Regions from separate parts of the Homo sapiens genome. Here region 1 is linked to region 2. A link is a loop called in an ENCODE intact Hi-C map of the cell type or tissue named here. Cell type or tissue: PC-3. All regions are shown on one strand. Links, peaks and the distances in the headings refer to the core of each region. The heading gives the core; the rest is flanking DNA.

Region 1 (5,392 bases), core at 241-5,240, 67 kb after region 2:
TATAAAGAAATAACTGAGACTGGGCAATTTATAAAGAAAAGAGGTTTAATTGGCTCATGGTTCTGCAGGCTATACAGGAAGCATGCTGCTGGCATCTACTGGGCTTCTGTGGAGGCCTCAGGAAAATTACAATCATGGTGGAAGGTGAAGCAGGAGCAGGCAAATCACGTGGCCAGAGCAGGAATAAGAAATGAGGTGCTACACACTTTTAAATGATCAGATCTTGTGAGAACTCACGCACTATCGTGAGGACAGTATGTGGAATGGTGGTAAACCTTTCATGAGAAATCTACACTCATGATCCAATCACCTCTTACCTGGCCCCACCTCCAACAATGGAGATGACAGTTCAACACGCAATTTGGGCCAGGACACACATCAGAACTATGTCAGAGTCCAAGCCCTAGCCAGCAAAGCTGAGGGAGCAGGGTTGCTGCTTCAGCAAGTTCAGAAGTTGAAACTTTTGCCCCAGTCATCCTGGAAGGCAGACCACTGAGTCAAAGAGGATTATTCTTAAAATGCTATAAACTGAAGATTTTTGTCCCCCAGATTTATATGTTGAAACCCAATCCCCAATATAATAATATTTAAAGATGAGGCCTTTGGGAGTTGATTAAGTCATGAGAGTGGAAGCCTCACAAATGGATTTAGTGCTCCTATTAAAAAATGACTCAAGGGAATTTCCTTGCATTCCACCAAGTGAGGTTTCATCAAGAAAACTGCTGTCTATGAACTGGGAAACAGGACTCCATCAGATAGTTTATCTTCTGGCACCTTGGTCTTGGACCCCCTAACCTCCACAAATGTGATAAATAAACTTCTGTTGTTTATAAGCCATCTAGTTTATGGTATTCTCTAACAGCAGCCAAAATGAACGGACACTGACCAAAGGGAAGGACTCTCTCCTAAAAAGTAGAAAAATAGGCCAGGTACCGTGGCTCAGGCCTATAATCCCAGCACTTTGGGAGGCCAACGTGGGTGGATCATGAGGTCAGGAGTTTGAGACCAGCCTGGCCAACATGGTGAAACCCCATCTCTATTGAAGATACAAAAAATTAGCGTGCCTGTAATCCCAGCTACTCAGGAGGCTGAGGCAGGAGAATCGTTTGAACCCGGGAGTCAGAGGTTGAAGTGAGCTGAGATTGTGCCATTGCACTCCAGCCTGGGCAACAGGCGAGACTCCATCTCAAAAAAAAAAAAAAAAAGAAAAAGAAAAAAGAAGAAGAAAAGAAACATCATAAAGAATAGAGCAGTATGCTGTTCAACTTAACTTTCTATGGTGAGGAAAATGTTTAATCTGTATGCTACCCAACACAGTAGCCAGTAATTACATGTAGCTGCTGTACACCTAAAAAGAGGTTAGTGAGAATAAGAAACTAAATTTTACAGTTTTATTTAATTATAATCAACTTATATTTAAATAGATAACACGAGTCTTAGAGATCTTACACAGTAGTGCCGTTCTACAGTCATTAAATGCATAAAATTAGGACAGTGGTTTTCTAAATGTGGTCTGGAAACCCTTGAGGTTCTCTGAGAAAATTTAAAGGTGCCAAAGGTTAAAACAATGTTTATACTAGTACTAAGAGATTATTTGCTTTTTTACTTGCATGTTTGCACAGTGATATTTTTTCAGAGGTTACATGATATATAGTATGCAACAGGATGAATGCACCAATAGATCTGATATTCCCATATGTTTTCTCAAGCCAAACATTAGAAAGACTTTTTTAAATGCAAAATAATATCAGTTTCTATTTCTTTTTATAATATAGGTATATTTTTAAAACTATGTTAACATTCATTGATGTCACTTAAATTTTTTAAATATCCACTTTAATATCTTTTATTTATTTATTTATTTATTTTATTTATTTATTTTTTTGAGACAGAGTCTCGCTCTGTCACCCAGGCTGGAGTGCAATGGTGTGATCTTGGCTCACTGCAACTTCCGCCTCTCGGGTTCAAGTGATTCTCCTGCCTCAGCCTCCGGAGTAGCTGGGATTACAGGTGCGTGCCACCATGCCCGGCTAATTTTTGTATTTTTAGTAGGGACGGGGTTTCAGCATGTTGGCCAGGCTGGTCTTGAACTCCTGATCTCAGGTGATCCACCCGCCTCAGCCTCCCAAAGTGCTGGGATTACAGGCGTGAGCCACCACCCCCGGCCCATTTTAATTTCTAATATTGCAAATATCACTAGATGTAACTCACATCAACAAAAGCTCTCTGGCATCCTCAGTAACTTTCAAGATTGTAATGGCACCATGAAGCCCAACTTTTGAAAATCACTAGACTGGAAGGCCCAATAATTCTACTGCTAATTTTATTATAAAAGAATTCCTTGCATGGTTAACAAAGGTTTGCTATTTTTTTTTTGAGTTGAATGATTCCATGAGTATGATTCCATGAGTATTCCATGAGTATGATTCCATGAGTATTCCATGATTCCATGAGTATGATCCCATGAGTATTCCATGAGTATGAAGGGAATGATCCAAAACATGTAAAAATGTTTCTATAGCAATTAAATAATAATTGGCATGTTATCCTAGGTCATATTCCATTTGTTAAAAGAGCACTTGTCCTTTAATAGCCATGCTACTCTGGAGGATTTCAGGCACACAGGAAATGTAATAATTTTTTTAGCACCAGCAAGTTACTCAGCATCAGGATATCTTGTTTTAATAAACAAAGTTAATGTATGTCTACTTCAGAGGTTCACAGGAAGATGTGCCTCATCAGGAGATAGAACATCTTGGTATACAATATTGTGCACTGAATAGTTCCTGTACAATTAACATGATTTTCTGACCCTCTGCTACCATCATTGGCTAGAAAAACCATACTCTATTTATTAATGGCCTCCATTTCCTCCCCAAGGTTCCAAAGTTATTTTGCATGAAATGTTATTTTGCAGAATGTTGTCTCTGAATCAGCACCAATTGCCTTTGCTGCACATTTATGAAGCTCCAAATTATTCATTAAAAACCTCTTTAATAAATTAAATGTCCTACTTTTCCTAAAGAAGAATTATTTGTGTTTAACCATCTGCTACCTCCTAAAAGACTCAATTTTTGCTTTCCACTACCACCTAAAGCCTTAAGTACCCCTATTGAGCTCTAACTCAACAAGAGTTTATGATTATAAAACACACAGATCTTACTGATAACATTTTGTGGAAGAGTCTCTGGAAAACAACTTTACTGGCACCACAATGCCCTTAGACTTAGAAGAAAGGCCATTTTCCTGAGTCCTGTGGTATAGAAAGTCCTACTTCAGACTTTCTCTGGCCAATTTCCTACCTTTTGCCCACATAGGAAAAAAAAAAAAAAGTAGCAGGATCAGGGGTTGGATCTACACAAAGAACATACCACCCATTTCTAGACGATGCATACCTAAGGTCGATGAATTCTTTGCATAAATGATCCAACTTTGTTTCTAGTACCTGTTCTAGCCTCTTCCCTGCCTGAATCTTTTCTCCGAAAGACGTATGTGTACCCCTGGTCCCTAAGGATGGCTAAGGGATCAGGGGTTTACAGGGACTGCATGTAAAGCTTAAGTATTCAAGATGAAGCAGGCATATATATGTACAAAAGGCCTTCACTCTACAAGATGCAACTTGGTGTGGGAAGAAAAGGAGGTAAAATGTGGATCAAGACTATGTTCTGTTATGGAGAAAAGGGAAGTAAATTAAGATGAATACATAAGAGCAGGTGTTACTGCTATTTTATAAAAATGGTCAGGAAAGTTTTACAGTTAAAGAGATACTTGAGTACACATGAAGGAAGTGAGAGAAAAATTTGTGTGTATAATTGGAGTAAGAGCGTTCTAGGTCGAAATCGCAGCAAAGGGGAAGAGCAACTATTCTAACCACGTGCAAAGAAAAGTAAGGGCAGAAATATTGTTTACACAGGAAAGAATGAAATGGAGAGTCAAAAGAAATTCGGACAGAATGTTGTCATAAAGACAATTTATATTATGGTTTTGTCTTTTACCCTGAGCCATTGAAGGGGTTTATGAAGAAGGACAGATAACATGACAGATTTTTAAGTGATCATTGTGTATTCTATGTTGTGGGTAAAATTTGAGTTAATAGTAATTAGGATAGGCTAAGTTATGCTGCAGTGAAAACATCCTAAAAATTTCAGTTGATTACAACCATGAAGCTATCTCTCATTTGTTCTACATCTACATTGTTAGTCGGAAAGGAGATTGTATACATAATAGTTACTCAGGGGTCTAAACAAGTGAATTTGCTTCCATAAGCAGAGTACAAAGAAAATACTGTGACACACCACACATTGGCTCTTAAAGCTTCTGCCTCTCTGTGTGACACCATCAATTCTGCTCATATTGCACTGGTCCATGCAAAATCACATGACGCTGCTTGAATTCAACTTGTTAGAGAATTTTAATAGTAAAAAATGCCTAACAACAACTAGCTATTTTTGAACACCCCAACTGATCAATGTTCTTCCCTTATGGTCACAAATGTTGGGTTTACTTTCTTTTTTGATTGCAAAATTCCCTCTCCAAGAAGAAAAGCCAAAAGTCCTATACAATAAAATTAATATTAAGATTTAAAAGAACAAAATTTAATGATTATGTCTATAGAAGTCTAGATGTGGCACCTCTTGTTTTAGAGACTTAAGGGGAAAAAAAACACAATTTATATTATCATTCCCCTCCCCACTCCGCCACTCCCATTTGTCTGAAGAAAGTGAAATGGAAAGATTGGAATAAAAATTCTTATTTTGGAAGGGGAAGAATGCAGGGCTACCTAGAAGCCACTGAATCATAGAAATTTTGCACTCCCACTAAGCAGATATTATGAGGGTTTCTTCCTAAGAGTAGATCTCCAACCTGTAATTCTCAGGGGTCCCAGGCTCTGATCTCTCTTTTTAAATTGTCCTCACTGGATATTTCTGAAGAGGATATCAGAAAAGGTGTCCTCATTCAGACAGGAGTAGCTTTCTAAGCTTTCCTTACCTCTAGAAAGTTCAGGGCCCAAGAACTATTTTAAGTTTCTAATAATCAGTTTCAAAGGTTGATGGTTCTTTTAACACACAATGCTCTTAAAGCTACAGTCACCTATTTCCTATTTGTTTTCAGTCAGTTTCATGTGCCAATAATCTCACTCAAATTTTTTTTGGCACTATACTCCTCTCTCCCGACTTCTTTGCAGGTATAAACAACAGATATCCTGGGAAAAGCACACCCCCAGTATTTTTCTCTATGTCTACCTGTTCAACTGAAACGATTTGCTAGGTGAGAAACTAATCCATTCAGAGATTATTAAATGGATGTGATGGCCACGCCTTTGTTTTGACCCTTGCTGCTGCTAAACTACATTTCAATTAGTTTCTGCTTTTTCAAGGCCTTCACAGTTTTA
Region 2 (5,392 bases), core at 248-5,247:
AAAGTCTTGAGATGAAGAGGTTATTTTGGGTTATCTAGGTCACTCCAATGTAATCTCAAGTGTCCTAAAAAGAAAGAGACAGGAGTGTCAGTTACAGAAAGAGGTGACTATGAAAGGATAGAGAAAGAGAGACAGAAATTTGAAGATGCTATGCTGCTGGCTTTGAAAATGGAGGAAAGGGCCATGAGTCAAGGAATATAAGCAGTCCCTAGAAGCTAGCAAAGGCAAGGAAACAGATTTTTCCCTAGAGCCTTCAGAGAGAATGCAGCCTTGCCAAACCACTTTAGACTTTTGAACTCAGAGCTGTGAAAGAATCAATTTGTGTTTTTTTAAGCCACTAAGTTTGTAATAATTTGTTATGGCTACAATAGGAAACTAATACATTGGGTTATTAATTCTATTCCATTAAATGGCAGTGCCTAATTCCTCTGAAAGCACACTTTATTTCTATCATCATAGCAATTAATATGTTATACTAACTGCCTTTTCACTTTTCCATGCCCCCACTTCCCAACACCAAGAAAAATGGTAAACTCTGCAATGCCAGATTGTCTCCCTCTCCTTCAGTTGATTGTCAATGCCCAGGAAAATATAATACACAATAAGGATGTGTAGGTCCATTCCCATGCTGCTATAAAGAACTGCCTGAGACTAGGTAATTCATAAAGGAAAGAGATTTAATGGATTCACAGTTCCACATGGCTGGGGAGGCCTCAGGAAACTTACAATCATGGCAGAAGGGGAAGCAAACACATCCTTCTTCACATGAATGGCAAGAAGGAGAAGTGCTAAGCAAAAGGGTGAAAAAGCCCCTTATAGAACCATGAGATCTCATGAGAACTCACTCACTGTCATGAGAGCAGCAGCATGGGACTAATTGCCCACATTATTAAATCACCTCCCCTTTGGTCCCTCCCATGACACATGGAGATTATGGGAATTGCAATTCAAGATGAGATTTGGGTGGGGACACAGCCAAACCCTATCAGAGAGCAATAAATATTTGTTGAATGAAAAAATTACTAGAAAATTTTAATGGTTTTGTAAATGAGGTCTTTGTGTAGTTTAATATTTATCCTAAAAATACCTAATTTATATTATTTCAAATGTTCCCCAATGATGAAGTGATCACTTTTAAATAAAATTTATTTTAAAAATTTAAAAGATTTTTTTTTACTTTAATAAATTTTATTATTGTATTGAATGCAACTCTAAGAAAGTCTCATAATTACTGGGTCAATATGTGGCCTTCTAAATGTTTGTTTTTATTGATTTAATTTCTGTCGTTTAATTTTTTTTAACTAAGAGTGGCTAAGAGAAATGAACCCATGTAAACTTTCCCTTTATGTGCTACTGGAGTGATTTGCCTTGCTTTCTCGGTGCTAAGAAAATTTTTGGTCTTTTTTTGGAAGTTATTGTATGCTAATTTGGTGAGAGTTATGTTTTTTTGCAGGGTTTGCTTTTTCACATGCACAGGAGAAATCTTCAACTAGTCGTATTTTCAATTTCACTTTGTCCACCAGGAAAACATACCGTCACCCTGCAACTCAACTACAGTAACTATGTAGCATCTAATGATTTGTATGTAAGCAACTTTGCTTTCTTTGATTTCTTGACTTCACTTTCACATTTTCTCTGACCCTGTATTTGTACATTATACTACATATATTACAATTAGTTAAGTGAAATCATTTGTTTCCCAAGACAAAGACTTATAAAAACAACTCCAAATGAATTATTACTGGTAAAAGGCAAAGCTTTCGATGTTCATAATTTGACTTATAAATAGCTTCTTTAGTAAACACTTGAATTTTGACAGTTTCACATTTTATATTCTTTATTTCTAGGTATGCACATTTACTTCAGAATGTGATAAACCTGTCTAAATGTTTTAAACATTTATACCTCTTATTTCTGTTTTATATATCATTACATCACTTAAAATTTCTGTACCTTAAATAGAAGTAATGAAAGCAGTGTTTCATGCTTTCTACAGGATTAATAGAAAGACTCATTTATGGACACCCATTACTAAAAGCAAAATATTTATATTTTTTATTGGATCTTTATTTTTATTTTTAAATGCTCTCATATTTCAAATGTAAACTCAGAGGAAAAAGGAACCATGACTCTATTATTTTATTCAGCAAACATTTATTAACTTATCCATAAATACCATGAGTCAATGACTGTTCACAAATTATTCAGATGAAGATAACTGAGTCACTATCCTCAATAAATTTACGGACTACTGGGTAATTGCAATACGGATTGGTATGATCCATGACATTCCTAATGCATCGCAGAACATAAGCTGATTCTACTATGGATAAGCATGAAGACAGAAATCATATAGGAAACTTCCTTGACTCTTGCAGGTTTGCATTTGTATGCATCACATCTATATCATCCACCAGAAAAGTATTCATTAATTGTTAAGAAAATTTTATTGTGATACTTTTCCTAAAACAAAACTTAAACAAATAAAAATTCCACTAATAGCTGAGTGTTTTTAATTGCAATAAATTAAATGTTTAATTCATTTTATTATATTTTTTATTATCTTTGTGTAGAATTATTTGCCAATAACAGTCTTGGTATTTTGAATGAGCTCATTTTTGGAATTAAAACAGAGAAAACAGTATCATAGCAGCCTTACAAGTGATAATTGAGGCTAAGGGTTATTGGTAATTGGGGATTGGGGACATTGAATGCTACAATCAAGGCTATATAGCAAATTGTTAACAGAATACTTTAAAAAATTTATATTGAACTCCTATCCCACCATTCTTGATACTAGCTACTAATTATTTATTTGCACTTTGTTTTGCATTCCAGTTCAAATTATATACCTCTGCTTCAGAATTTTGATAAGAATTTATATTATATACAGTATATTATTATATACTACATATTATATAAGTCTAATATTTTAAATATATATTGCATACACATGTAACACATTGTATATTAATACAAACATCTCCACTTAAAACTGTAATAAATGCCAGCTCAACTTGTATAAAACCAAATTTGTTATTTTTCTCCTCCAGACCTGAGCCACCTACAATGTTTCTCAGTTGTTGGCAAATTTATTCCTTTACTTACTCAGTCCAAAACTTTGCAGTTACCCTTACTCTCTTTAACACACCTTCCATCCTGTCTATCAGAAAAAAAACAAAAAACAAACAAACAAAAAAAAAAACTTGGAAATTTCACATTCAAAATACATCCATTAATCCAAAAACTTTTCATAGCCCAGGCTCCCTGACATGTTTTATCCAGAAAATGATAGCTATAGTAATCCTTAAAAAAATGTAAATCAGATTAGATTAGGACATTCCTCTGCAACCTCTGCATACAACTCTCACTGAATCCATAATACGGTCAGAATAAAAGCCACTACAAGGTTCTAATCCTTCCTTTCCTTTACTTCTGATTGCATTTCCTACCATTCTCTCAATGGTTCACTCTCTTCTAGCTGAGATGGTTTTCTTAAAATTCCTGGTAACTGTCAAGTATACTCCCCCTTAGGGCCTTTGCAATTACTCTAGTTCTGCTTTCACCACTCTCCAACCTGACAATCAGCTGTTAATTTCCTCACCTTATCAAGTCTTGCTCTAATATCACCATTTCATTCACCCTAACATTGCATTACTCCCTCAGCCCATTTTTCTTATATTTTTAATAACACCTATCATTTTGCAACATTTTATAAAATGCATAATGTTACTTTTCTGTTATGTTTACTATATGTCTCCTCAATTACAATATAAGCTTCATAAGGGCAAATATTTTTATTTGGTTCCTTGATGGAGCCCAAGAATATGAATGGTGACTGGCACAACTAGGAGCTCCATCAATGTGAATGAATGAGTGAATTTTAAAAGGTGAGAGATTGCAATATGGCAATGCCATATTAGTACCATTTCTAAGATGGTGAATGTCTTAATAAAATTTAATAAAAAATTATATTGGAAGATACTTTCTAACTGAACTAAATTTTATTTGAAATAACTAAATATACAACACTCTTTTATTCTTAAATCAAACATATACAAATTTTATACTTACCTGGAAATTTAAAATTTTACCTAACTCTAACTTTTTATATTGCATTAATGCATTCCACCAGTACTTTATTATATAATAATTCTACTTTTTCACTTTTTATTTACAAGTAAAACTTACCATTGTGTCATCTTAACACAGTTTATATCAAGGCTAAATACCTTGTTTTATTTATTTATTTTTCCATACAAAAGTATCTCCTTCCAAACTTTTGGATCCAAATACCAAACTGAAAAACTTACATTCTTCCAGCCTTGAAAAAATAACAATAACAACAACAAAAAACACCACATGGCCTTTAAGATGATATGATCCTTGACCCTATAGTTTCATGTAGTTTCAATAGCCCTGTCTGCCAAACTGAAGATAGAAAACCCATTCTACCTCCTGCTGTTGCCACTCAGTACTGTATCACTGAGTGTTTCAAAAGACACCTTCTCAAAAACAGCATGAAGTAAACTGCTTTCTAATATGAGAAAAACAGCCTTGACTCTGAACATCACTTGGAGGTCAATTTCACTCTCTTAGCTTTTTTCTTCATTTTCAATGAGTTTTTCAGACAGAGGTATAGATATAATCTCTCTCTCTCTCATGCACACACACACACACTCTCTATAAAACACGTACACACACACACAGAGAATTCCCAAATATCACAATCTTCTATATTGTGTATAACTTTGTGTTTTAAATCTTGTTGTCTTAAAATTTGGGTTCAAATCATCTTTCTCTTTTCTTGCTCCTTCTATTCATTTTATAACCAGAAGTAATTGGATATAAAGACCTTAAATTTAGTCACAACTGAAATAACTGATTTGCACTTTATATATTTGACATTATTGCCTGCGAAGTTGAAATATTGACTCTGCACTTGTTTTGTTATTGTTGTTTCTTCCCCAAACCTCCACCTTAATCACACAGCTGTATGTGTCTTCCACAGCCTCCTGTATTGCTTTTCATTTAGTTGGAATAATTTTCCATAATTTAGATGTTTGATAGGTAACTATATTTGTCAAATCTTCTAAGGCAGTGTTGCCCAGCTGTTGGCTTTTTTTTTTCATTTTAAAGGGAAAATATTTCTGTGATACTCAGTAGATGATAAAAAGTCATTTGATAAAAGTCGAAACTCATACTTAGAAAATTTCTATATAAAATACAAACAGAAACTAATATACATTGAATATCAGAAAACATAAAAGCAAATATCTTGAATATGAAAACCTGAAAATTAATATGATAATATACGAAAGTATCTGGCTCCAAAATATTACAAAGATCAATTTTTTATTACTCTAGGAAACAAAAACTTAAAAAATGGCAA

What was found. Peaks named below come from ENCODE experiments on the same cell type or tissue, not always from the same donor. Only the 100,000 strongest peaks of a DNase experiment are listed, where the experiment ranks them.
Region 1: a loop joins it to region 2, with 2.6 times the contacts of the local background. A loop is called at or near these places in 4 of 110 quality-filtered maps.

What each region holds. Positions count from the first base shown.
Region 1 is chr14:42,019,854-42,025,245 of GRCh38, reverse strand. No RefSeq gene overlaps it. Among named protein-coding and RNA genes, the nearest start is that of LRFN5, 420 kb to the right of the region's middle. In PC-3, for the core only: no CTCF peak of the experiment used is centred there; no DNase peak of the experiment used is centred there.
Region 2 is chr14:42,087,187-42,092,578 of GRCh38, reverse strand. No RefSeq gene overlaps it. Among named protein-coding and RNA genes, the nearest start is that of LRFN5, 480 kb to the right of the region's middle. In PC-3, for the core only: no CTCF peak of the experiment used is centred there; a DNase peak (open chromatin) is centred at 2,248.